Linked DNA regions of Homo sapiens: regions 2 and 3 are each linked to region 1. Evidence: chromatin loops called from intact Hi-C (ENCODE). Cell type or tissue: HCT116. All regions are shown on one strand. Region 1 has its middle 9.5 kb from the start of TRE-CTC1-7. Region 2 has its middle 170 kb from the start of CENPW. Region 3 has its middle 92 kb from the start of RNF217.

The links. A loop is a pair of places that touch in the nucleus more often than their neighbours do. Peaks named below come from ENCODE experiments on the same cell type or tissue, not always from the same donor. Only the 100,000 strongest peaks of a DNase experiment are listed, where the experiment ranks them.
Region 2: it touches region 1 in a loop (4-fold over the local background); 2 of 110 quality-filtered maps call a loop at or near these places.
Region 3: a loop joins it to region 1, with 7 times the contacts of the local background. A loop is called at or near these places in 21 of 110 quality-filtered maps.

Annotation. Positions count from the first base shown.
Region 1 is chr6:125,766,831-125,774,830 of GRCh38, reverse strand. No RefSeq gene overlaps it. Among named protein-coding and RNA genes, the nearest start is that of TRE-CTC1-7, 9.5 kb to the left of the region's middle. RefSeq lists an enhancer at 3,100-4,022. In HCT116, a CTCF peak has its summit at 4,851 (motif pointing right); a DNase peak (open chromatin) is centred at 4,800; H3K27me3 peaks cover 407 bases.
Region 2 is chr6:126,167,659-126,175,658 of GRCh38, reverse strand. It overlaps a transcript of TRMT11 not described here. Among named protein-coding and RNA genes, the nearest start is that of CENPW, 170 kb to the left of the region's middle. In HCT116, a CTCF peak has its summit at 4,581 (motif pointing right); a DNase peak (open chromatin) is centred at 4,599.
Region 3 is chr6:124,866,560-124,874,559 of GRCh38, reverse strand. No RefSeq gene overlaps it. Among named protein-coding and RNA genes, the nearest start is that of RNF217, 92 kb to the left of the region's middle. In HCT116, a CTCF peak has its summit at 3,754 (motif pointing left); a DNase peak (open chromatin) is centred at 3,729; H3K27me3 peaks cover 684 bases.

The sequences.
Region 1 (8,000 bases):
ACACAAGTATGTGGAAGAATCAGAATTCCAAACAGGATATGCCCAGCCTGAATCTTGTATTCTTTAATACTCCCCCAATTATAACAAATTGTCTGATAGCACTATGGAGAGTCTCCTTTAGAGAGATTATTACAAATAGGGTGGTTTGTGGGGAGTTTTTGCATAGAAGCAAAGAAGAATCACTGGAAGTTATTTTTAAAATGTATAATTGAATTCTATGCATTACCAAGTTTGGTGAAAGTTAATCTAGTAGCTGCTTATTAGGAGATATTAGATTCCATAGAAAGAACTGGGAAATTTTCATTAGTAAGTTTAATGACAAATACAAGGTACTTGCCCTTATGAATAGGCATGTTTGTATGTGACAGTGGTTTATTCTTTAGCACAATTTTTACCCATTTAAAAATAATCTTTGCCACATCTTCATGTTGATTATTATTTTATTGACTTAAAAATGGTTCTTTACTTTTTTATCTTCTTACTTTAACGAGTAGACTATAGAAAAACATTTTTCCATTAGTTAAAAAGAAACACATTTAAATTTAAACTATGGATCTACTTGATCAATTACCTCTTCTTCTGCTTATTATAGCCTCTGAATTTCTGTGGTATATATAGGACTTTATATAATTTGTTATTGTTTTGTGTAAGTTGTGCTTTTGTAAATTCCCTGAGACCAGAGTTCATAACTTTCTATTACTTTGTGTTAAAGTGGTAATTGTATAATTGGTGCTCAAAAATTTTTCCTGTTTTTTAGTCTTCATTTGATCGCTGAAGGCAACGAAATGATAGATAAGCCAAGAGCTCCACAGCAGAGGGCAGGGTCTATGTTGTATTCATTTTTGTATCCTCCAGGCTATGATAGTACTTGGCATATAGTAGCAATTCAAATGACTCTTGTGTGAAGAAATGAAAGAATGAGGCAAAAGACTGAAACTGGAACTTTTCAGAAGAAACAAGGGTGACCAATAAATCTTTGAAAACAGAATCAACCTCTTTTCATGATCAGGGAAATGCAAACTAAAACAAAAGAGATACTGTTTACACTCATCAAAGAGGCAAAATGGAAAAATCTGGCAATATCAACTGTTGCCAAGAATATAGAACAATGAAAAGTCTCATACACTAATGGTGGGAGTATAAATTGGCATAATAAAATAAACTGGAAAACATTTGATATTATCTAAATTTGGAGATTCCCACACCCAGCAATTCAACCTCTGGGAAATCCCCGCATGTGTGCGCCAGATGTGTACAAGAATGTTCACAGCAGCACCATTCATAATACACCCAAATTGGAAGCAAGCTGACTGTCTATCAAGAGTAGAGTGGGTAAATATGTTGTGGTATAGTCATACAATGAAATACTACAGAGTAGTAAAAAAAAAAAAAATGGATTGCATCTCCACTTATCAACATGATGAATTCCAGGAAAATAATGTTTAACTTAATAAGCAAGTCAAATAGAGTATAATCCCATATTATATGAAGTTTTAAAATGCTAAATTAAAAATATTGTTCATTGATAGACATATAGATGGTAAACCATAAATAAAAATAAAATAGTGGGGAATGGGGAATGGAGAAGATGGAGAAAAGAAAAAGTACACAAAGGGCTTTCAAAGTACTAGTGGTGCTAAGTGCTAAGCTGGGTGGTGGGTACAAAGGTATTGATTCTCATTTGATTATTTATACCTTTACCTATTATATAACACAGCATTATATAAATGTTATGCTATTCCATATATAATATATTATATATGCATATATAATATGAGTTATATATGCTATATTTATATATGCTATATGTTATACATATGCTATATATTATATATGCTATATGTTATACATATGCTATATATTATATATGCTATATATTATGCTATTCTATATATTCTATATAATATATAATTATATATTATATAATATGATATAGAATATATTCTATTATATATATATAATATAGAATATATATATAATATAGAATATATTCTAATAGAATATATTCTATATTACATATAATAGAATATATTCTATATATATAGAATATATTCTATATTACATATAATAGAATATATTCTATATATATAGAATATATTCTATATTACATATAATAGAATATATTCTATATTATATATATAGAATATATTCTATATTACATATAATAGAATATATTCTATATTACATATAATAGAATATATTCTATATTATATATATAGAATATATTCTATATTACATATAATAGAATATATTCTATATTACATATAATAGAATATATTCTATATTATATATAGAATAATATATAGAATAGCATAACATATATAATAGAATAATATATAGGATATGTTCTATATCATATATAGAATAATATAGAATAGCATAACATATATTATATATAGAATAATATATAGAATAGCATAGCATATATATAGCATTATATATGTAGACAGAAATGTAGAGCTGTCATTCATATAAGAATAGCATCGCCTGGCGCAGTGGCTCACGCCTGTAATCCCAGCACTTTGGGAGGCCGAGGCGGGCAGATCACGAGGTCAGGAGATTGAGACCATCCTGGCTAACACGGTGAAACCCCGTCTCTACTAAAAATACAAAAAAACTAGCCGGGCGAGGTGGCGGGTACCTGTAGTCCCAGCTGCTCGGGAGGCTGAGGCTGGAGAATGGGGTGAACCCGGTGGGTGAAGCCTGCAGTGAGCAGAGATCGCGCCACTGCACTCCAGGCTGGGCGACAGCAAGAACTCCGTCTCAAAAAAAAAAAAAAAAAAAAGAATAGCAGTATGATGGGCTCAGCCTGCATATAATTCTTTTCAAGTGAAGTCCTAGAAGTCTACTTCTTGGTTTAATTGATAAATACATATTATATATTTATATATTATATATATAATAGCATAACATATATAATGCTATGTTATATATTATATATAATGTTATAATACGCTATTCTATATATTATATATTATATAGAGAGAATAGCATATATATAATGCTGTTCTATATTAATTCAATATTGAATTAAAATGAAAAATAAAAATAAATGATAGGTAATGTTTGGGCCAACTCTTTGGGATTACGGCATGGAAGCGATAGTTAAGCAAAATTCCACTCCCCTCTATTGCCATAGTTTATAATGGTGCTTTTCCTTTTTTTTTTTTTTTTTTGTTGTTGTTTTTTATTGATCATTCTTGGGTGTTTCTCGCAGAAGGGGATTTGGCAGGGTCATAGGACAATAGTGGAGGGAAGGTCAGCAGATAAACATGTGAACAAAGGTCTCTGGTTTTCCTAGGCAGAGGACCCTGCGGCCTTCCGCGGTGTTTGTGTCCCTGGGTACTTGAGATTAGGGAGTGGTGATGACTCTTAACGAGCATGCTGCCTTCAAGCATCTGTTTAACAAAGCACATCTTGCACCGCCCTTAATCCATTTAACCCTGAGTGGACACAGCACATGTTTCAGAGAGCACAGGGTTGGGGGCAAGGTCATAGATCAACAGCATCCCAAGGCAGAAGAATCTTTCTTAGTACAGAACAAAATGGAGTCTCCTATGTCTACTTCTTTCTACACAGACACAGCAACAATCTGATTTCTCTATCTTTTCCCCACATTTCCCCCCTTTCTATTCCACAAAACCGCCATCGTCATCATGGCCCGTTCTCAATGAGCCGTTGGGTACACCTCCCAGACGGGGTGGCGGCCGGGCAGAGGGGCTCCTCACTTCCCAGCAGGGGCGGCCGGGCAGAGGCGCCCCCACCTCCCGGACGGGGCGGCTGGCCGGGCGGGGGCTGCCCCCCACCTCCCTCCCGGAGGGGGCGGCTGCCGGGCGGAGACGCTCCTCACTTCCCAGACGGGGTGGCTGCCGGGCGGAGGGGCTCCTCACTTCTCAGACGGGGCGGCTGCCGGGCGGAGGGGCTCCTCACTTCTCAGATGGGGCGGCCGGGCAGAGACGCTCCTCACCTCCCAGACAGGGTCGTGGCCGGGCAGAGGCGCTCCTCACATCCCAGACGGGGCGGCGGGGCAGAGGCTCTCCCCACATCTCAGACGATGGGCGGCTGGGCAGAGACGCTCCTCACTTCCTAGACGGGATGGCGGCCGGGAAGAGGTGCTCCTCATTTCCCAGACTGGGCAGCCGGGCAGAGGGGCTCCTCACATCCCAGACTATGGGCGGCCAGGCAGACGCTCCTTACTTCCCAGACGGGGTGGCGGCCGGGCAGAGACTGCAATCTCGGCACTTTGGGAGGCCAAGGCAGGCGGCTGGGAGGTGGAGGTTGTAGCTAGCCGAGATCACGCCACTGCACTCCAGCCTGGGCAACATTGAGCACTGAGTGAACGAGACTCTGTCTGCAATCCCGGTACCTCGGGAGGCCGAGGCTGGCAGATCACTCGCGGTTAGGAGCTGGAGACCAGCCTGGCCAACACAGCAAAACCCCGTCTCCACCAAAAAAATACGAAAACCAGTCAGGCGTGGCGGCGCGCGCCTGCAATCGCAGGCACTTGGCAGGCTGAGGCGGGAGAATCAGGCAGGGAGATTGCAGTGAGCCGAGATGGCAGCAGTACAGTCCAGCTTCGGCTCGGCATTTGAGGGAGACCGTGGAAAGAGAGGGAGAGGGAGACCGTGGGGAGAGGGAGACCATGGGGAGAGGGAGAGGGAGAGGGCTGCCACATGTTCTCATAAGTGGGAGCTGAATGATGAGAACACATGGACACATGGGGTTGAACAACACACACTCGCTTTTTCTGAAGTACAAAAGTTCCAGGTTGAACTTTCTGAAGTTGTTCTGAAAGCAGGTCGAAAATGGTAAATGTGAAAATAAACCACAAGGTGGCGTCCTAGTCTCATGTGTCTCATTCTGATTCTTTAATCAAGTAATCCCACTTTTGAAATGTTGAGGATTTTTTCCCTTTAGTTTCTTTCTTCTTGTCATCAATTGTGCTTTATTTTACTTGTATATGTATATGTATTGTGCTATCAGATTAAAGACTGGGGAAAGCCATTCAAATAAATTTAATGCAACAAGTATGCTGGTTCAGCATATGACGTTCATTCATTCCTTCCTCATTCCATCAGTCATGCATTCATGTATTCATTCATTTAACCAATGTCCAAAAATATTTGTTGAGCCTCTTTTCTGTGTCAGATAGACGCAGGGCAAGAGGTCCTGGAGACTCAATGATAAGCAGAAACATAGTCACTGTCATTTGCTTTGAGTGTGGTGGTGAAGATAGACAGTAATCATACAATCACAAATTTAAATTGTGACTGACAAAGCCTATGAGGAAGAAAGGAGAAATAGGTGGTTCATATAGTTCTACAGTGAGGTTTTGAACCAGTTGGAGATGTCAGAGGAGTGATCCATTTGTTGAGATCTGAAAGATAAAGATGAGTTGCCTAGGTAAGAAGGAGAGAAAGGAACATTCACACAGAAGGAACATGTGCAAGGCCTTGTAGCAGGAGGGAGCGAGGAGAATACCAGAGGCTGAAAGAAAGCCAGGAGGGCTGGATGGCAAGGCAGAGGTATCAGAGAGAGGTGAAGAGAGGCCTGGGAAGTAGGCAGTAGATGGATCTTGCATGGCCTCGTAGTGAGGTGAAGGATTTTGTCTTCACACTAAGAACATTAAGGAGCCACAGCAAGGAAGATGAAGTAGCAGCTCAAAACCCGTGCCCAGTCACGGGTGGTTCAGTAGTTTTATGAGTACTGTATATATGAAAGATCCTGCACTGAGTATTAGTGGCCCAACTCCGTTCACCTTTGTGTGATTTGCTTTTTGATAGTGAGGGACATCACTTGAAAACAGTAATGCAATTTTAATCTCATCTATGCTCACTATATTTTTTTCTTTTGAAGAAACATGACCCCATTGTATTTATTTTGAATCAGACTAAAAACCATTGCTTTTGAAGACAGGAAACATAAAGTGTGCTATCCTAACAAACAGATAGACCTATTTAGCTCATCCACAACAAAATAAAAACCCCTGGCACCTCGAATATACAAGATATAAAAGAAAATGTTGTTTGCTTTGTGGTCACTTCACCTCAGAAAGAATCAAGTACTAGAAATTAGGAGACCTGGATCATGTCACTGTGGGAAAGATGATCTAACGTGGCTATGCCTCCATTTTTCTCATCTGAGAAATGAAGCATAGTCTAGTTTATGTTCTTCTAACTCTGAAATTCTGCAAATCTGTGAATATATTCATAAAAATCAATATGTACATGTTATTCACTTAATGTAAAGAGAATGGATATTGGGGGACTACCTTGGTATATATTTGAATGAAAGTGTCTGAGTGGGAAAGCAGAAATTGTGTATAAGACCAAATGAGGCTAGGCGCGGTGGCTCATTCCTGTAATCCCAGCACTTTGGGAGGCTGAGGCAGGTTGATCACCTGAGATCAGGAGTTCAAGACCAGCCTGGCCAACATGGCAAAACTCTGTCTCTACTAAAAATACAAACAATTAGCCAGGCATGATGGTGGGTGCCTGTAATCCCCACTACTCAGGAGGCTGGGGCAGGAGAATTGCTTGAACCTGGGAGGTGGAGGTTGCAGTGAGCTGAGATCTCACCATTGGACTGCAGCCTGGGCTACAGAGCAAGACTCTGAATAAGAAAAAAAAAAAGACCAAATGAGACTTAATGTGGATATTAAAACATCTTTAATAAACTAAATTTGAATAAGCTGCACTATCATTTATTGATAATATACTATGTGTCAGGTCTTATGAACATTATCTCATGTAATCCTCAGAAAATCCTCAGAAAAAAAATTAGCCAGGTATGGTGGCCCACACCTATAGTCCCAGCTGCTAGGGAGGCTAAGGAGGGATGATTGCTTGAGCCTGGGAGGTCAGGACTGCAGTGAGCTGTGATCGTGTCACTGCATTCCAGCCTGGGTGACAGAGCAAGACCCTGTCTCAAAACAAAACAAAACTATCTTACTAATGATAAAAACAAAGCTTAGTAATTTGTCCAAAGTTCAGTAATTTGTCCAAAGTTGCATAGCCATTAAATCTCAAGATGCATCAGGTCTGTCTGATTTCAAAACCTGTTCCTTTAGTCTTTATACTTATTATACTTTTTGAAGAATTGAGATATTTTATAATGACTTATAAATATTGAATAGAGATAAATTCACTAGAATTATAAATATGGAGTTCAAGTTGTTTATAAGTGGTCTGATGAATAAGCACCAAGAATTTTAAGAAGCTCCCACATCTTAAACAAAATTGCTTAATAAACTTGATTTAAGTCATTAAACATGCATTTTCCTAGATATGGCTGTGAAGTTGCTGTATTATTAAGCAAACAACTTCCTTGTTAATGTCTTTACTGTATCAGTAGAAAATATACACTTACACAATTTTTTTTTTTTTTTTGAGATGGAGTCTCGCTTTGTTGCCCAGGCTGGAGTGCAGTGGCGTGATCTCGACTCACTGCATCCTCCACCTCCTGGGTTCAAGTGATTCTCCTGCCTCAACCTCCCAAGTAGCTGGGACTACAGGTGCCTGCCACCACGCCTGGCTAATTTTTGTACTTTTAGTAGAGATGGGGTTTCATTGTGTGAGCCAGGATGGTCTCAAACTCCTGACCTTGTGATCCGTCCACCTCGGCCTCCCTAAGTGCTGGGATTACAGGCATGAGCCACTGCGCCAGGCCGGAATTTTAACTCTTAAACTATACATTTAAGCATAACAAACAAATAACTTTCACCACTTCTCTCACTGTGTCATATCCTAAAGACAAACAATTTGTGAACTTTGTTTCTTCTTTTGTCCAAGCTCCTGATATCCAGAGCAAAGGGATTGTCTTGTCTGCTGCATCTTGGTGTTTGGAGAAGTGGCTAAATGCATTTATATCGAATTATTGTTCCTGTGTTGTTTTGTCTGTGGCTCCCACTCTTGGGAATCCTTGGGGTTTGAGGATCGCATCAAAAAAGTATCTCTGGTATGAGAAATGGTCAGTGTGGCCAGATAATTCATGGGTTGAGC
Region 2 (8,000 bases), 400 kb before region 1:
TGTGAAAGGATGAAAGGAACTGGAAAAGAAGTCAGCCGGGAAGCTAGGTATCAGAGCAAACATAATGAAATAGACTTTTGTTGCCTTTAGTGTTTGAATAATGCTTATCCAAAGTTTTCAAGTTGATTTAGATAACCTAGCAATCAGCTAAATCAGATATTTGAGGGCAGTTTTTAGCTTTTTCTTTTTCAAACCCAACCACAAAATAAACTAACTCTTGCTACAAAAACAGTCAGCCTCTCTGGTATTTTGGCTCCACAACTCACATCTCAATGAAGCCAAACCCCTAGGAATGAAAAAATATCTACAAATGCACACAAAACTTACTAAACCTATGTCAGAAAAGGGCCAAGTGTGTCAGGTTGGAGAGGACCCTGTACACTCTAATCTCAAAGTAGATCAAGCTATAGCAGGTTTAATTCTTCTATACCTTGATCTATTGCTAAGCCCCTCCAACTATTATTGACAAGAATACCTGGGTTCAATCACTGTCCCAGTACCAGGGGTTTGAAACAGTAGAGTGGACAGACACAGGAAAAGTAGTCAATGATACAAAACATTCCAATATGTGTATCATACTGGCTGAAGGTAATATGTTAACATCATAGTTGGATAGTTTGAAGCCAACTTAGGAAAGCTGCAGCAACTTTGCACATACAATATGCTCCTTTTGATACAACATTCTGTAAGAAATCATTTTCTGAGCTTTGGTTGTTATCATCAAGAATGGATGTGGTTGGGACTCACCAGGGTGCTCCATTTCTGTCATTTTCTCTTTTTGCGACTCACTCTTCTGCTTCTCAATCTGCTCTTGCTCTCTCACTGTCTTTTCCTCTGAAAATTCAAAGGCACAATTATAGCATGAAGTTGCAAAGGTTTTTTACCTTTCACCTGCAAGGAACTAACAGGCAAGGACATTCAGGGTGGGGATGTAGACCAAAGAGAAAAATTCCTTTAACTAGATATAACCTTAATTGAAGAATTTTGACTTGTCCACAAGAGATCTGTGATAATGGAATCAAATACTGTTCCTATTTTACAAAACAGAAAGCATTTATATTAACTGCCAGGGAATAAACACCTCTGTTTGTTTTTTGTGTAAAGTGCTAAGTGCCATATAGGCAAGCGTGGTTAGGAACAGTGTGGCTTTAAGGTCCTGAGGCTGAGAGAAGCATCAACATTTTCCTCATTATTTGGGTAGAATGCCATAAGGAAATTTCCATATTTTGGTAAATTGAAGGGCATGGTAGCCCAGCAGATGTCAAGAAGTACAGATACGAAATTCATACCCTGAAATGTCTGGCAGCTTTTTGTGGGCTTCCTGACATTTAACCAGCAAAGACTGTAGATGTGTCTGAAATAAGACTGTTCCTTTGCTTTCTGTGACTTAGACTTTTCTGGGTTTGGAGTCTTCTGGGTTTAGAGTTTGTAAAATAAAGATCAGAATGCTTGCAGCTACACCTTCACCAACACTCCACCAATGCCATTCCTGAGGATAGCCTATGAGGAGTGGGCGACAGTGGGGAGTGAGAGGCTGCAGAAAGGTGAGGAAGGAACATGTGTTGCCAAGGCCAGTGCTCCAAATAAAAACATCAGGTTCTGGGATGGAACTTGAGATTCTGCATGTCCAGCAAGCTCCTAGGAACACACTTTGAGCAGCCAGGACCTTGGATCAGTGCTTCTCACACTATCTGTTGAGAAGGAATAGCTCCCCCACCCACATGATCCCAGGCAGGACTCTGCTCTTCTGTTCCCCAGACATTCTCCTGGGGCAGAGAAAGAGGCCACAGTGACATGACACACTAATCACTTCTGCAGCACACCAGGAACCAGATGCACCATCAAAAATTCTGCTGGTTTCCAGGTTGGGCATATGAGGAAAAAGACAAAAAGAATTCTTCACTTCACTGCTTGAGGCCACACAGTCTCTGTAACACACTGAAGGATGCTAAGTTCCTTTGGTTTTCCTGCAAACAACCGCTAACACCAGTCTTGTATTTAGAGTAGGATTTAAAATCCATCCACAGCCCATACTTTTTAAGGAAGCAAATCATGGGGTTGGCTTCCCATATGCTTCTCATCTCTGGGGTCTGCTTACCAGTTGACTTCTCATAGCATGCTTGCCCCGACTGCCTTGCAGTCTTTTCAGATGAAATTCAAGATTCTCCGGTAACTGTAGCAGGACAACTCCTAAGATCAGCGACCTTCCAAATAACCTTCTCATTCCTCTCATGTTCAGAGAATGGGAAAGGATGCCAGAAAGCTATGTGAGGGTGAATGAGGGCCAGAATTGTAATTTATATCTATGACCTGACAGAAAGGTGGAAACGGGGAGAATGTTACTCAATACTTTTTTGCACTGTACTAATCTCTCCTCAAGGATGCTTTGCCAAGACAAATCATATATTTTTATATAAAGCATCTACCATTTCTACTCCTTTGCCATAAACAGGCATTTCAAACTTAGCAAGGGCAAGAGAACTTTTTTACTAGAATAGAATGTTAGCTCCTTGAAGACAGAAATTCTGCTAGGCTCATTTACTGCCATACCCTGAGCACCAGAATAATGTTTGGCACACAGTAGGTGCTCCGAAAACATGTGTTGGCAACTACCTAACCATAATGGTAATGAGGGCATTGCGAGGCCTCATGACATATCTTCTCTACCTACATATTGTACACATCCTTCTTACACCCCGGTTCACCTCCTGCCAGCCTTTCCTGACTCTTCCCACATTTTATAAACTCCCTTCCCTTCTGTGCAAATTTATTATCTTCCCAGTATCCTCACCTCATCTATATGCCTCCTTTGTTCTACATTTTCTCTGATCTTGCATGTATCAGAGACTTTTACAGCATAAGTTTAAAAACTTATGAAACAGTGAGTGTTACAGCTCCACTGTCCCTTCTAAGCTTACTGCCTAGAACCATGAAAGAATGAAGACTCTAGTTTGCAAAGATTTCCTGCAGAGGTAACAGCTGTGAGTACAGCAAATATTGGACGGATGGGACACAAAGTCACGCTAACAGTATTGAAAGTGTTTCAATAAGACAGAAAAAAAAATACACTTGAAGAAAATGTCCTACTTCACACTTTTGACCAGGGCTAGAATAAATCTGTGAGGAAATATTTGTTGAGGCTTTATGTGATTCTGAGCAATCTGTGAGGTAAAAATCACATAACTACCGGGGACTCTTTTCAGATGTAATGAAATGCAGCCATGGTCCAACCTTGACTAGAGATTCTGCATGGGGGTTCTGCCACATGATGGGAAAGACAGATGGCCCACAGGATTAGTGTTTCTCTGCTCACATAACTTCTTGGAGTAACACTCAAGAACAGACCAAAATGACATCTTATTCTAAGTACCTCCCTTTGTCGATGTGACACCTCAGCAATCCCCCCACAATGACAGAATTTTGGCTCCTCAGCTAAACTTAATGATGCAGAAATAATTCAGGACATGAAAACTGAGGGGAAAAAAAGGTGCTGTACTAAGCAAAAACCACTTAGGGAAAATACCTTTTTTTTTAAATTTTGATCAAGTAATTCAGCCACTCCAAACAATGTAATCATGTTTGTGTTTCTCATTGAGCACTGGTGAAAAACATTTAACCTTTTTTTAAAAAGCCCTTTAAAGGCCAGGTGTGGTGGCTCTTGCCTGTAATCCCAGCCGTTTGGGAGGCTGAGGCGGGTGGATCACCTGAGATCAGGAGTTTGAGACCAGCCTAGCCAATATGATGAAACCTTTCTCTACTAAAAATACAAAAATTAGCTGGGCATGGTAGCAGGCTGCCCGTAATCCTAGGTACTCGGGAGGCTGAGGCAGGAGAATCGTTTGAAGCCGGGAGGCAGAAGTTGCAGTGAGCCGAGATCACACCATTGCACTCCAGCCTGGGCGACAAGAGCGAAACTCTCTCTCTTAAAAAAAGAAAAAATCTTTAAAGACACAGTTTCTCAAGATCCGATTTTAAAACTACAACATTAAAGTATCACCACCTAATAGTATTGTCACACCCTCCACTCTTGTGACAAATTGTTTTATGACTATTCCCTCCCCAGTTCTCACACTAAGAATACTATAAGAGCAGTTAAAAAAAAAAATCTTGGTTTCAAGTTTTCTTAAATCAGCTACAGTTCAACAACCTGAAATAATTAAAAATAAATTAGAACCTAATGTTCAGTAACCCAATCATAGCATGTGGCTAATTGTGAGTATCCAGTCAACACCAGCACCAAGTTCTGATGAAATAAAACCATCCCACTGACATATCCCCGGCACCCACCACCCCCAAGACTCTTAGGATACAATGTCTATCTATCACTTGCCAGGGTTACTTCCTTCTGTTACCACAAACACTCCCATTGCCAGCAAAAGCCTTAATCAGTCTTGAGAAAAAAAAAAAAGTAAGCGAATCCTGCTTTTGCTTTCATAACGCTATAAAAATACATATAGCCTCCTTCGATAGTTATCTATCTCCCCAGTTATGGCCTCCCCAGAATAAATTCTGGTGGGTTTAAGTAGATGAAACCAAATACTTCGAAGTTCCTCTTTCCATAGTAATTACTTACCTCACAACCAAAAGAGGGCAGCACTGAGGGCATCAGTAAAGGAGGTCAAAGTTAAATAGCATATTTAAGTGGGGATCAACCTGCTCATTAAAATCACCTGGTACAGTAAAAAATACCATCCCCAGAGTTTCTGAATCAGCTGCCCTGAGGAGGGACCTCTAAGGCATTGACATTTTATTGATGCTTCCCAGGTTATTCTACTGTGCCTTGTAACCAAAGCAGTTTTCACTTTATGTTTTTCCCTTATTTTCACTTATTAAAATATTTCACTTATTTTCACTTAGTAAAATAGGTTTTCCCTTATTTTCAGCAAAGTTAAACCTGGAAAAACCCCCAAAGAGCATCGAGATTGTGCTTCTCAAACTTCCATGAGGGCACAGATCAGCGGGAGATCTTGTAAAAATGCAGATACCACGTCAGGAAGTGTGGAGTGAGACCTGAGGTAGCACAGTTCTGGCGAGCTCACAGGTGTGCCTCATCTGAGAACCACACCTTGTTCTCCCTGTTAACTTTACTAGATAAAAAAAAATGAGACCCAGACAGAGACTGTGGCTTCCTTCAGGTAATACAGCCAGCGAAAGAACAAAATGTGATCAGAACTGAACATAATGACCTCTGTCTTGGGTTACCACAGCAGCTGACATATGGAAAGAACATCCACTGAATTTTCTATGGGAAACTGGGAGAAAACTAAGTGATAAGGAAATTTTGGCAATTTCAAGTATAAAAAACTCATAGTGTAAAGTTAGTGTAAATAAACTAGGGAGAGGGTTACAATTAAAAAAGTAAGAATCAGTTTCGGGTTTTTTGGTTTTGAAGCAGGAGGTATGAATGCATGGTAAGAGAATAAAACAAACTGAACAGAAGTGAAAAATAAGCAAACCCTGTATAATAGCACATGAAAAAGGGCACAGAGAGGGAAAAAATGAAACAATAGAAAATAAAAGACACCAGGCTGACAAAAGGAAAATAAGAATAAAAGTAGAGAGCTGGAAAATTAGACACAGGTTCTAAAATAAAAGGAAAATACAGCAGCATGGAAAGGAACAAAAAGAAAAATCTAATGAGACGGGAGGATTCCTGGAAAAAGACTATATAAAATAAATTGCAAGAGAGTAGAGACCATGAGAAGGTAAAGTACTAAAGACAGTCAGGAACCTGAACACATATAAAAAAAAATTTGTCTTATTTAGTAGAAAACAGAAAAGAAGTTGTATTTCATGAAATATCATGGTTTTTATTTTTCCTGTTTATATTTTTTAAATAACAAAAAGTAATTTCTCCATTACCAGCTGGGACCTGAAAGATTTGCACAGTTCTAGGAAGGGGAAGTAAGAACTCTTCTGAGGCTACCATCTCCTCTAGGCAGAAGGAGTTGAAAAGAAAACAGGTTTAAGTCCAAAAGCATTCCATTTTTTGTGTCCTATGTAAAATATTATGGGACCCAGAAACTCTTCACCAGCCAGGTGACCACATATTTTACCACAGCATGAGAGACAGGCTTTTTTGAAGAAGCCATAACTCCAGCTTTATGAACTGATCCAGGCAGTCAAAACCAAGAGGAATCATCTTCAGGAGGAAACGTTTCCCCTGAGCATGTATCTGTGAAAACTAAGTTCAGACTGATGAGTCTTTTCGACATGGGTAACACTAAGCACCATTGTTGCCCAAATACATTTAGATCGTGGCTCTAGGGAAGTCCCTTTAATTACATATTTCCACTGACCATTTCCATTCACTAACCATAGCTCATTTCCAATTCCAAAACATCACTTAGAGTCTCAAGGAAGAAAAAAAAATATTGCAGAAGTTTTCTTTCCTATAGACCAAACGTTAAAAATTCAAATGCCTACAAGGACAGGGCAGCTCACACAAATGGGTAAAGCTGGCCTGCCTTAATAAGACTGGGAGCACGTGTCACATTAAAAGGTAGCTCCATCTACCCAGTTCCAGTATGCAGAAATGCAGACTCAGTGCTACCACATGCACCTGCATTCCAGGAGACTGAAGAAATGCAGATTCTTAGGTGCGATCTCCTGATTTTTAAATGTTAATGATTAGTTTGTTCGTTTGTTTGGTTTGATTTTGGAATAACTTTGCAATTCTGTTTTAGATCCTGCATTTTCGTTGGAAAAGATGGAAAATTTTCTTAGCAATCAAAAAGGAAAGAAGTAGACATAATGGTATGAGACAAGTGGATCCACCACAAGTAGACTCACCCATAAAATAAAGCACAAGTGGTTTGTACTTTTATAACATTTCTTTTCATGGCAGGGCATGGTGGCTCGCACCTGTAATCCCAGCACTTTGGGAGGCCGAGGCTGGCAGATCACAAGGTCAGGAATTTGAGACCAGCCTGGCCAACAGGGTGAAACTCCTTCTCTACTAAAAATATAAAAATTAGCTGGGCGAGGTGGCACACTCCTGTAATCCCAGCTACTTGGGAGGCTGAGGCAGGAGAATCGCTTGAACCCAGGAGGCAGAGGTTGCGGTGAGCCAAGATCGCGCCACTGCACTCCAGCCTGGGTGACAGAGCAAGACTCCTTCTTGGAAAAATAAAATAAGACCTCTTTTCATCCAAGGAGAGGGAAAGTGGCAATTCTAACATAATGGCCAATATGATCAGTAGGATACAGCTGGCAAAAACTTAGCCTCACTTCTAGCATTTATTCCTATAGCTCCATATATTGAGAGCATTTTCTTTCCATTCACCAATGACATGTCATTCATATCATTAACAGAAATAAGTTTAGTTCTTAGATTTTGACTTGAAATCCCCTGGGTAGTCCCTTTTTACTCAGTATCAACGACTGTTGGAGAAACCATAAAGAACTCCCCCTAACACTGGTTCTGACTACACAGCTTTTCTAGGAGGGCTGAGGTTGCCGGTGTAAGAGAAGGAGTTCCACAGCTTCACTGTTCAGCATTAATATTCACTGATAAAAAGAAATGTGTTTCTTAATATGATAACCAGCTCCTAGTCTCCTGAGGCTCCACTGTAGCTGAGTTTCATGAGGCCCACATCAATCTTCCAAAACACATCTGAAGCCATGCAGTTCACATTCCAGCTATAAATGGGAGACACTGACCCAAGTCCAAACAAAAACAAAAATCATCCAAAACCTCCTCTTTCCAACATCACAGGCTTCTGAATAAAATGTTTACATTCTCCCAGGCTGGAGTTCTTCCAGACAGGGCTGGAAACCAAAGTCACAGTGAATATCAGAGGCTGACTGATTACAAATCAGGAAACCTACCCAGAAACATATGTCCGAGGTGGAAAAAGAAGGCTGGTCTGTTGAGCGTATGAAGACTGGGAAATACACATATGTGCTGTATCACTTGCATACATTTGAGAAACTAATGATTATCCATAGGCACAAATACAGACACACACCATATACACACACATAAGAGCATTGCCTTC
Region 3 (8,000 bases), 900 kb after region 1:
TAATTGGGGAAATCTTAGCAAACACAGTGAATTGTATAATATTAGTATCCTGGTTGTGAAACTATACTATTATTTTGCAAGATGTTACCATTGAGAGAAACTGGGTAAAAGGTACAGAGGATCTCTCAGTATTATTAAAACTGCACATGAATCTATAATTATCTCAATAAGAATGTCAATTTAAAAAATTGGCCCTGAACTGGCAAAACCAATAGCACCTTGGCAGAGAAAAGTGAGAAGCTACTGTGTAGAAATGCTTCCAATAAGAAGCCCCTTCACACTCTTAGCTCATGAAAACAACTCTGTCTTGGGCCATTCAAGCTGCTATAACAAAATATCTTCCATTGAGTGACTTATAAACAACAGAAGTTTATTTCTCATAATTCTACAGTCTAAGAAGTTCAAGATGAGTGCACTGGCAGATTTGGCGTCTGGTGAGGGCCTGCTTTCTGGTTCACAGATGGCATCTTCTAGCCATGTCCTCACATGCCAGAAGTGGGGAGCTAGCTCTCTGGGATCTCCTTCTTAAGAGCATAACCCCATTCCTGAGAGCTCCATAACACTGCTGAAAAGGCCTGCATGTTTAAAATTGTAAGGCTTATGAAAAAATGAACCACTACAAAAGAATGTCAGAAAATGCAATACGTGTGAGGTTCACATCCAATAATTCAAGATGGAAGAATTTGAAAAAAACCTGTCAAACTTGTCTGTCTAAAATTTTTTAGGAAATGGTGGGAAAAAAAGAAGCCATAAATCAATGACAAGAATATTCTGGAAAAATATCAGGAGGATTGAAAAAAGAACCAACTAGAAAGTATAGCTATAAAAGTATATCTAATAAAGAATTTTGTGAAGAGGTTAAAATAGAAGATCAAAAAGAACTCAAGATAAATTTAATGACTAGATGAGAGAGATGAGGAAACGAACCAGAATGTAGTACAGAAAGATAAGGACATGGAAACTGTAAAAACAAACAAAAAAATTAAGAGATGATAAAAGCTGTAATTAAAGAACACAAAGAAGAGAATGGACTCAAAACACTGGTAGAATTTAGAGTTTGATTATGAAAGGTATGTGGGAATTGTGAGAGAGAGGATTGACAATGGATGTGAGATCTTTATTTTGGAAGACATTGGGAATTTGAGGTATCTGCAGAAAATTTCAGTATGATGCACAGTATTCAGTTATGTTTATGAACCTGGGCTTCAGGGGCGAGCAACACACTGGAAAGACCTAGAAGAAAACTAAAGCCCAGAAATGTGGTGGAAACTTTCCTGAAGTGAAGAACAGAGATTTACACCTACATGTCAGAAGGATTGATTTACAGACAACTAACTCAAGCCGAGCGTGGAGTAGATAGAAATCAGTATTAAAAGTATTTGTTTTTGCCCAGACTTTTAAGAGGACCATATGATAAGGTGTAGCCTAATGGTTCAGTTACATAAAAGCTTTTGATACACTGCAATAAATGAGCATCTTACCCTGAAAAGTAGATCATTAAAGTATAATTATTTTTAGAGAATAAATGAAATAAATTAGCTGCTTTGGAGGTAGTTACTAGGTTATTCTTGATAAGAGTAAGGAGCAAATTGCTAGAGTTAATGATGGTTGGTTTTAGGGAAGTGATCACTGGTCAACATAATTTCATTTTCAGTATTATTCAAACAGAATGAACGTTTTTGCAAGTAATGTCTGTTGAATTTTAAGCATTAAAGAATGAAAAGGATATATTTGCTCATTTATACATTAATATGCTGTATCAGTGTCAATACATTTAGAACTTTACTATTAATTTACTTCTACTTACTAGATTTTCTGTTTTGTAGGACAAAATCGTAGTAGGTAATGGTATAGGAATCTATCTAAAATAATGGGGCTGGAGATTGTGATGTATAGATTAGTCAGATTAGCAGGGTTGGAACATAGACACAATAAATTTGCTTAGGAGCTTGTTAAAATGTATGGAGAGTTGAAATCTTATGCAAATCATGTGTACACGAACCTTCTGTTTCAGAAGATTCTTGAGCAGTGAGGGGCAATGGTTAAGAATTCTAGTTTTGTGGTCAAACACATTTGCTTTGTTGAGCAGTAGCTGTGAGGTTTTGAGACAATTAAGTAGCCTCTCCATGCCTTCATGGGTAAGTGGAAGACAATAACAGGACGTATATTGAAGGATAATAATGAAGATTAAATTAACTATAGCCTGTGCTATACAATGCCTGATAGGCAGTTAGTGCTCCAAAAAGTTTTAGGTTTTGTTAGCATTTGACATTGCCTTGGTGCTATCATTATATAATCAACCATCAATCTATGTATGAGAAAGCCTTAATGTGGAAATCTTCTGATAGTTTTCTGTATGTGGTTTGTATATTTTTTTATTATTTATTTATTTATTTTTCGAGATGGAGTCTTGCTCTGTTGCCCAGGCTGGAGTGCAGTGGCGTGATCTCGGCTCACTGCAACCTCTGCCTCCCGGGTTCAAGCAATTCTCCTACCTCAGCCTCCCGAGTAGCTGGGACTACAGGCACGTGCCACCACCCCTGAGTTATTTTTATATTTTTAGTAGAGATGGGGTGTCACCATGTTGGCCAGGCTGGTCTCGAACTCCTGACCTCATGATCTGCCCGCCTTGGCCTCCCAAAGTGCTGGGATTACAGGCGTGAGCCACCGCACCCAGCCTGGTTTGTATTAAAGCGCAAACTTTAATGATAGAGGCTTTATAAAATTAGAAAAGAAGACAGTCATTTATATTGAGCAGCTGTGTTACAGGCACTGTGTAAGAAACTTGTACACATATATTATCTCATTTAATCTGCCCAACAGCCTTGTATAATAGTAATTATTCTTCTCATTAAAAAGTTAAGCAAAATTCTATGTTTCAAGTGTCACAGAGATAGTGACAGAGCCATTTTCAAATCCCCAGTCCCTCATTTTTACATCCTTATAGAAAATGTGATTAAGCCATAATATTGATTGAATGGAGATGAATTTTTTCTCTTCTTGGTGCTTCAGATAATGTAATTGACTGAAGTAGTACATGCTCTAACCCTTTACTCCTTCTCTTTTGTATGTAACTATGCTGGAATTAAGTTGTGAAATAATTATGGTTTTCATAGTTTCTGGTAATGTCTGAAAAATTACTAATATATAGATTGTGAGGTCTGAACTGATAAAATTAGAGAGAGAGAGAGAGAGAAGGAGAAAGATAAATATAGATATAGCTATTAAAAACAATAAGAATCAGTCAGATTTGACCGTAAATGGATAAAAGACTAATTCTGCCAAGAATCATAGAGATTCGACATTTGTATAGCCTTAGGAATGTGTCTGTAAATTTTAGCAACACAGAGAATTAGACTAGAAGAAAGTTGTAACAAAGGGAAAAATGACCCCATTCTTTACAAATTCTCAAACATTTTTATACACAAAAAGGCTATATTATCATACATAGGAAAAACTTACAAATACTTGTATGTATTTAAATATATCAGTGGACTTTTAAAAATAAACATGCCTCGAAAGCAAGCATTTCATGTTAATGGCATTAAAGGAGTTTATATTGAGTTTGGGACAAAAGATAAATTATTCCATATTTAAATCCTTGGATGATGGATCAGAATTTTTTGCTGTCTTCTTGAATTTATATAGTTTAGATATTTTTGGTTTAGAGTTTGTTTATACAGGTTCAAAAATTTGATCAAGTTTTAGCTTTAAGAAAGCTGGAGTTTGAATTCCAGGCTTAGAGCTCCCTCTTCTGCTTACTGGTAGATATGGGAAATCCTGGGTTTTTATCAATGAATTCCAAGATTATGTCAGAATTCCTACATCCATATTTTTACAATTAACTTTCTGAAACGTAGCTGGAATTTATTACTTTTGATAGTTAGTGATTAACCAGTTTACCTGAAAAACAATGTGTGATAACCAGGGGCAATTTGCATGTACCAGAAACCTCTAAAAAAATTCTTATATTTAGAAGACAAAATTTTAGGGGTCAAATGGAAACATCATAAGGATAGAAGAAAGAAGGAAGGTAATGTTATTAGGTAGTTATATGTTAAGCAAAGTACTATGTATTCCCCAGCCATTATCTCAAAGAGTTTAATGATTGCTGGTTTGACAAATGACAAAATTGAGGTACAAAGAGTTTAAGTGACTTTCCCAAGCTCATGTAGCTGGTAAATTCAGACATCAAGGTCCTGTCCTCTGTCCACTAATACACGAAGAACAGCAGTCAAGTGCAAAAAGAGTGTTGTAGAAAAGAGAAGAGTTTGTGACTTATTTATTTATTCAGTCACTCATTCAACAAACGTGATTAAATTTGTGGATTGTAGAGTATACATTGTTAAAATAGATTCTAATTTATAATATTTTAATGGGCAAATAGACTGAGTTATAAATACTGTTACATGTTACATAATCTCTTCATCGTTACAAGTACTAAAATTGTGTTCTTATTTGTGTTTTTCATGGTCAAAAGAGAGGGAAAGAAACAGAAAGACTAATTTTTATTTAGTGTCGACTATATGCTAAGTGTTTATGTATTTTGTTTATATTAGTTGTCACAGCAACTTCATGGTATTAGGCATTTACTTTTTTCTTTCTTCCTTTTTAAAAATTAATAGATGTTATTTCTTGGAGTGATTTTGGGTTCACAGCAAAATTGAGCAGAAGGTATATATATATACTCCCTCCCCCTACATATGTACAACCTTCCCCACTATCAACATCCTCCACCAAAATGGTACATTTGTTACAATTGATGAGCCTACATTGACACATAATCACTGGAAGTCCATAGTTTACGTTAGTGTTCACTCTTGGTATTGTACATTCTACGGGGTTGGCCAAATTTATAATGACATGTAATTACTATTATAGGATCATACAGAGTAGTTTCACTGTCCTAAAAAATGCATGTGCTCTGCCTACTCATTGTTTCCTGGCTTTTAATCCCTGGCAACTACTGATGTTTTTACTGTCTCCATAGTTTCATCTTTCCCCAGAATGTCATATATTTGGATTCATACAGCATGTAGCTCTTACAGATTGGTTTCTTTCACTGAGTAATATGAATTTAAGTTTCTTCCATGTCTTCCTATGGCTTGATACCTCATTTCTTTTTAATGCTGAATAATCTTCTGTTGTCTGGATGTACCAAAGTTTACCCACCCATCTACTGAAGGACATCTTAGTTGTTTCTAAGTTTTGGCAATTATGAATGAAGCTACTATAAACATCAATGTGCATATTTTTATATGGACATAAGCTTTCAATTTATTTGGGTAAATACCAAAGGGCACAATTGCTGGATCTTCAGGTAAAATTGTGTTTACTTTTGCAAGAAACTGCCAAACTGTCTTCCAAAGTGACTGCACCATTTTGCATTCCCATCAGCAATGAATGAGAGTTTCTGTTGTTCCACATCCTTACCAGCATTTAGTGTTGTCAGTGTAGGCACCGATTTTTAATTATCCTGATAGGATGGCCATACATCCTGGCTTGCCTCTGTCTCACAGTCTTGGTTAATCCTGTTGTGCTGGTTTAATTATTAACAGTACCCCTCTCCCCTATTTCACTCTTTGAAGAACCTTGATTCACAAAATGTATTATATGTCCTTCTAATTATCCACATGTTAAACTTGTGAAAACTAAGGTCCAGAAAAGTTAAGCAACTTGCCCAAGGTCACCAGTTTGTAAATTGTCAAGTACAGGGACTGGGAGAAAATGCTGCCTGACCCTAAAGCCCATACTCTTCCCACTGTGCCAAGGTTGTGTCTGTCTGCAACATCTTCCAAACGTCTTCAGGGCCTTTCTGACTCTTCCTTGCCAATTGAGGGATATGATTCATTGCTTATCTTTTAGATTTTATAAGATAGTCATAACTGCAATTCAGCATTCCACATAACATATAATTCCATTTTCAAAATGAAACAGAGGTCTTGCTGACACAACCACTTATGAATGCTAACAGCTTTAAGTGGCTGCATTGGTTGCTTTGTATATTGATCACCAACAATGCTTTACTGGGTCATATCAAAAGGCTCTTATAATGTTGATAGACTGTATTTTCTTTGTGTAATATTTTGCTTTTTCTGTAAGGCTCTAACAGATGAAAGTGTTAACCTTGTTGAATAATAATTTTGCAAATGCTTGTTCTGGTAAAATGGTGACATTGTCAGAGACGAGAGAGTCTTTTGTATTAAAACTTTCAATGGTGGGGTCATCAAATGTATAAATCCTCAAAATTTATCTTCTGGAACCTTTTACACAGGCAAAACACGCCATATGAACATGGGGTCAGCATGGGTTAAAGCCAAAATGTGAAATGCATAGCAATAGCACCCTTGGGGGCAGAACTTATAAAAAGGCAGTCTGGGGGTGTATAGGAAGGATGTGCCTAAAGGGAAGTGGTTCTACCCCTTTTTCTTAAGGATAGTGGTGGGCTCTGAACAGCTGGATAGTAAGATACTGTACTTGATAAAACTCACTCATTTTAATGTGACTTAAAACATGTCTTCCCCCATGAGTATTTGAATTTTAAAAAATGATAAGGTAGACAGAAATCTCTGCATTAGTTGACAGCCTAGACAAGGATACATATGATACTAAGGGGTCTGTCTGGAAAGGCTCAATTCAAAGTTTATCTACTCACAATTTGTAGGACACCTACCAAGACAGTGGTATGGGTTTTGCTGGGTTTAAAGAAACTTTGTGAATGATGTTTTTAAAAAGATGTTTTCTTCCTGGGCTTTGTTTCTGATATAAAAAAATCCAAATTATATATTCTTTTACTTCTCTCTCTTGGCTTAAAATAATATATACATAACATAAGTATGTCATAAACTGTCTTACTTTTGTATTTATGTAGTGAGAAAAGAATTTTTGTGTGTGTGGATAATGAGGGAGAAGGAAAGAGAAATATTTTAAAATCAGCACTTTCTACAGAGAAAAACTATCCTAAAATCTTGCAGAAGCACTTCCACAAAGTCAGCTGGCTGAGAACCTGTCCAATTTTTGCAAAATCCAATTGGAAGAATTCTTTACCATTTTCTCAGTATCTTCTTTCTCAGGTTGCTTATTAGGGATTGCCAAAATGTATTCCAATGTACATTACCAGAACCTTCCCTTTCTTTTTCTACTTACATGTCCTTGTGTGTGGCCTTTTAATAGCCCATAATCAGGTGAATTGTTTATGCTGCAGTTAAGAGAAGAAGGCCTTATGCTGGCGGCACCCTGGTATGTTGCCATGGAAATGCCATGATCACTAATTCAGCATTAGGATTTTTGGCCACACTATGGAAATGAGCATAGAGAGAAGGCAGGTTGAGATTTTCTTTAAAATGATACAAAATAACCTCAGTTATACTTGTCCCTTGCTTATGCAACAGACATGTTCTTTGAAGAGTTATTTTTTAAATATATAACTTTAAAAACAAAATCCTATTAGAGATGTTTTAAAGTAGCTTGATAGCTATCATCAGCTGGAAACAAACAATAGGAAGATTTTTGTTGTTGCTATTGTTTTTAGTGATAACAGTACTTATCACCTGGTTATACTATTTTTTGGAAAATTAAATTTGATAATATATGGAATGTATTATCTCAGCATGGCACTTCACACTACAGTAGGCAGATTTCTAAAGTTGTCCACCCAAGATTTCCATCCCCTGGTTATTCAACCAAACACTAATCTAGATATTGTCCTGAAAGGCTCTATACATGTGATTAAGGTCACCAATCAGCTGACTCTAATTGGGCCCACTGTAATCATATGAGCTCTCAAAGGCAGAAAATGGAGGCAGAAACAGCGATATGGCAGATGGGGAAGTCAGAGGGAGTTGAAGCATGTGAAAAACTTGGTCCAATGTTGCTGTGAGCCAAGGAACGTGGGCAGTAACCTGTTCTCATCCTGAAGCTGAGAACAACCCCTGGCCTATAGCTAGCAAGAAAACAAGTGCCCCAGTTCTACAACTGCATATAATCGATTCTGCCAAGGG